2 separate regions of the Homo sapiens genome follow, and region 2 is linked to region 1. The links are chromatin loops, found by intact Hi-C in ENCODE. Cell type or tissue: GM12878. All regions are shown on one strand.

Region 1 (2,500 bases):
AGAAAGGGAAGCCTGCCAAATGACAATCTGGCCCAGTGATTCACAGTGTCACACTGACATACCCACACTGTATCACTTCTGATACAGGTTGTTGTTAGTATTTCCTGGAAATCATTGACTTCATTTGGGAGATAAACAGTAAACAACGTCCCTAGTAATGACACGTTCTTTTTTATACTAGAATACACTGGCAGCAAATTTCATAATTTGGAGGAAAGGAAGGGGTGATATAAAGTTAAAAGTTCTCGATTAACAGTTCCCTCAAATCTTAGTGATCATGTTGCTAAGGCATTATCTTAAACACAGATGACTCTCTTTTTCGTTTTAAGATTATGCCTTATAAAGTAAAAGATCTATTCAAATGAATCATATTCAATCGACTTAACAGGTTTCATGTGCTGAGGTAAATAACAATCCAGCCAATTTGGGATTTTTATCCTTCAAGATTCCTATTGCTGATTTATGAAAGCTTTGCAGTTATACTTGACCCCTAAAAACTTAAGAATTTCTTTTTCTGTAGACACCAACACAAGCTATACAATATGTGCATGGTCACAGACAAAATAATATTGCCACGACCTTTCTACTAAGATGGGGGAAAGATCATGGAAAGGGGGCAAGAGGGGAAGAAAGAACAGGCAGAAGCACATTGGAAACATCAGATATTTACCGTTGAGAAGCTGCTTCAAATAAGATTCCTAACACTTACCTATGCTGGGGTCAATTTTGATAATTGTAGTTGATGTCTAGAAATGGGGTTATGAATATAATTATCATGAAGCAGCAATTGGGCAATCACCACCTAATTAAGCCCACTGACTAGATTATCTTGTTTTCCCCTAATAATCACCTAACATTTAACACTTGTTAATTTCAGGACCTATGGGTGATGTTCATTCATTATTAACAAGCTACAGCCACTGGTCAGAAAAGAATGGGTGAGGTATTCTGAAACACTGAGTCAACCATGGGGCAGGGATGAATTTCACAAACAGCTGACATCTGTTCTTCAACACCACTTCAGTTCTCAGGCCTGCAAAATTGCTAATTGGAGGCAAAGCCACGGGAGAAGATGGAATGAATGACAAAAACTTCCACACAAGTGGAAGGATACAATTCCACCTCCTTAAATACGTGCTATTTTATGTGATCTATACAGTGTACTTTTTAAATTATCATAGAATCTGTCTTTGAAAATGTGGTTTTCTTTTCAAGAGAATGAATGATTCCTTTGCCAGGCCTGCATACATAAACTTTCTACGTTTACCTCCTTAGAACATATCCCAAGCTTCCTCTCCTATGGAGCCCCTCAAATTGAATGTGTTCGCAAATTCCCAGTTCTCACTGTATCCACAAAGATATGTTGACCCAGTTCACCTTGTTTCCTGCAAAGCAGTTCCTGAGGGTAGCCTGGGTAGGTTTCCTCAAAGAATTAAAAGGAAAACTGAAGAAACCCATTGAGAACTGGTCTTTGAGACAGGCTGCTCTCTGAGGGATTATCCTAGAATGCTAGGCCCTACTGCCTAGGGTCACAGTTTACGCTGTCCAAGGCTGAATGGAGTCCCTATTCCTCTAAATTAGAAATTCTGCCCAGAGAACAACACGCTTCAGTTCCATTTTACTCTCTTTAACTACACAGTTCAATTGTTCACTTTATATATTTTTTCTAAGCCTTTTTTCTATTTTAGTCCTTTATCTAAGAAAATAACGGTTTTTATAAATTTGGTAGATAATGATATGGATGAGAAGTAAAAATGGATGACTCTGTGGCCTTCTCTAGTACACTTTATAAACAGGACATGTGTTTATCCTTCTACGAAGGTTTTGATTATGGGTCTGTCTGGAGACCAGAGATCAACTGGATAGATCCATAGCAATGTTAGGATTTTATAAAACCACCACTAGTTTCTTGGGGGCTGAAGAGTCTATTCAGCAACTAATGTCCAACCACCATTTGCAGAAAAGCTACTCTCTCGGATACCGTAGGGATATCTGGATCTGCTCCATCTCCCTTAGCACAGTGTGTCACTCTATTAGGGACATTTGTGCTCATCCATGAACTTCCTTACTATCTTGTGATGTTTCAGAGACAGGCAAATAAAACCAAAGCACTCATCACATCTCCATGATCTAAATAGAGCACATGGTGATCACAAAAAGGGGTGGAGGGGGTATCGGCACCCACACTTTTAAGAGAATCTGCACCATGTTCCAAAAATGACCATTAAAGAATAGAACTAATTTTCAAACATCTGCGTAGCTTTTGAGAACATTTCTCAGGCTGATAGTAACCAGAGCCAATACAGGGCACTGAGGCTTCAAAAGGGGCCCTATGAAGAAAAAAAGTACAACACCTTTTCTACAAAAAAAAAAAGTCACCAGCATATCTTCCTGCCATAACAGGTAGGTGGCTCCTTTTTTTCTGAGTTTGATATAATTTTAAAATGTTTATTTCCTAAAGTGTCCCCTACATGGTGTCTTGCTTTTTTTCCCTATCATC
Region 2 (2,500 bases), 570 kb after region 1:
TGGGCAAGTCTACTTCTTAGAACTTCAGTTTTCCAATCAGCACGCTGCTAACCCATAAACACCTGAGATGATGCTCTTCCCTGTGGACCGGGGTCCCCATTTACATGCCTGCAGACACAGATGCAGTCCCAGCCGCTCACACTGAGAATAGAGAGTTGGAGACCTGAACTCCTTTAGCCCCAAGGATCACCTTTCACCATGACCAAGCACCCTCAGGCCAAAGAAGAAAAAATGCCAAGGTTTAGAGGCATACATTGGCTTCTATACCAAGTCAGAGATCAGGAGGATGCCTCCTCAGCCCAGCACTGACAGCAGAAGGAGCAGCCACACCTTAGGTTAAAAGTATCAGAGGTTAATGGTGATAACAGTAGTTTAATCGGTGCACCGTGAAGAGCCTAGGTAGCAAGCTGCCAACAATGAACAGATTCTTCATCCCCTCTCTGGTCTCTCAATCAGAATTTCTAGGGCTAGAATCCAGGAATCAGTATATTTATTACATTCCCTGGATAATTCTGATTCATAGCCCACACTTGGGAAGTATTGGATTCCATAACTCTTAAACCGTGATAAAAGAAAGGTTAGCACATCTTTAGGAGAAACACTTCTTTAGTTCTAAACTCCAGAAGGAATCTGTGATGTATTTGCCTTAATTCAGAGGTCACTGAACAGCAGAATAGATAACGTCAGAAGTGATTTTATTTCTTAGGTGCAGAAATGTCCATGCAGACACATCTTATAGGCATTTGCATTCAACTTGAGACCAGAACCCTTAGAATTTAACTAGTGAAAGCATTTCTGCTGGAGCAAAACTTGTAAGGTTTAGGCTGGGTTTCTCATCTATGCCTGGTAATCCACTAAGGCTTACAGTAGCCCCCACCAAAGAAGCTCCTCCTCACAATTTCCAACCAGTCCTTAAAACTCCCTTTCCAAAAAATAATGACCATAATAATGATAATGTATTTTTGATATAGACTACTAAGATTTTCTCAATCCTATATGATGTGAAAATAAAAGTAGCTTCAGAAAACATGACAATTTTTAATGATGTATAACACAATCCAAATACAACCTCTGTTCTTGACTTGAATATACAGCTTGCTGGCAAATCTGCTAGACTGCCATTCTGACCAGACACCCTCTGCTAAGCCCCTCCTATTTTCATGGCATGGGCCACTGCTAGTGTTGCAAACAGTAAAGAAGTGTATTAGCAAACAACGTGTGGCCATGGGGACACCTGGTGTGGACCTCCAGGCCTTCCACTTACTAACTGCACAATCTTGAAATATGAGGTAAACCTGATTAGTGTCTCCAGAATGGGATAATAGCAACCTGTCTGATGGGGTTGGAGGATCAGTGAGATAAAGAACACAAAATCTAAGTAAGACATGATGCTGTGTTCCTCTGAACTGGCAGTCTGATAGAGAACATTAGAAAATTAAGTGAAGTTCAAGTCCCTGTGGAGGTCCAAACATGGAAGGGCTTAGTCCTGCCTGAAGAGATTTCAAGGCACTTTCCTTAGGAATGTATATTTGAACTAAGTCTTTGGGATTGGGCAGAAGTTTTCTAGAAGGAGACAGAATAGCATATGTGGGAATGTTAGAAAGGATGATTTCAGGAAATAGGTAAGTCTATGTACATGATTGGTTTATAGAGTGCATTTTGAGGGATAGGAAGCATAATTATAAAAATGGGGATGGGAATAAGTATTCATTAGCATGAATCCTTTTGTTATTCTGTGCTGAAAGTGAAGGCCTTTCCACTGAACACACTGAGGGACCAATGGAGACCTTTATAGAGGAAAGAGATATGATCAGACTTGGATATAGAAAGCTCGCTATGGAAATACTGATTAAAGTGGGCTGAAACAGGGTCAGACTGAAGACAAAAAGATCCCAGTTAGAGGAGGTGTTGTAGGATCCAGTAAAGAAAGGCTGAGGCAGTGAGAATGGAGTGGGCATTACTGATTTGAATGATTCTAGGAAGAAAAGGGAAAACTTAGTGACTGATTGGATGGGGAAGGTAAAGGAGAATGAAGAGTCAAGAATGTCTCTCAGGTAACAAATCCTGGTGAATGGGTGAACATTGACGTTGATTTGTACATTGACCAAGAGAGAAAGAGAAGATGAGCAAATTTAAGACTAAGTAGATGTGGGACATAGTGAATGACATTTGAGACATGTTGAATTTAAAAGTATCTGCAAAAATCCAGATGGAAAAATTGACTATGTATATGTATGTCTCTAGTTCATAGGGTAAAAACTCAGGGGGAAAGAATCTGATTATGTGCAAGCTAGGAGTAGCTACTTAACATTAGGATATTTTTAGAAGGAGCTTGTTAATAGAAAATACCTTGATTATTTGCAGAAATTGATTTAGTTGCTTTGAGGACCATGTTTTTTTCCTCATTAAGCATGTTCTGTGTTTAGATCCATACATCCAACTGTGCTCAACAATATTATTGAGGCTGCAAACACAACTCAAGAACATTTCAGATATGGCA

Evidence for each region. Hi-C counts contacts between places; a loop is a spot of excess contacts. Peaks named below come from ENCODE experiments on the same cell type or tissue, not always from the same donor. Only the 100,000 strongest peaks of a DNase experiment are listed, where the experiment ranks them.
Region 2: a loop joins it to region 1, with 2.9 times the contacts of the local background. A loop is called at or near these places in 1 of 110 quality-filtered maps.

Annotation. Positions count from the first base shown.
Region 1 is chr9:106,873,291-106,875,790 of GRCh38, reverse strand. The region is part of intron 1 of ZNF462 (zinc finger protein 462); the gene reads right to left. Among named protein-coding and RNA genes, the nearest start is that of ZNF462, 11 kb to the right of the region's middle. In GM12878, no CTCF peak of the experiment used is centred here; a DNase peak (open chromatin) is centred at 945.
Region 2 is chr9:106,301,332-106,303,831 of GRCh38, reverse strand. The region is part of intron 3 of LOC107987108 (a long non-coding RNA gene); the gene reads right to left. Among named protein-coding and RNA genes, the nearest start is that of MIR8081, 300 kb to the left of the region's middle. In GM12878, no CTCF peak of the experiment used is centred here; no DNase peak of the experiment used is centred here.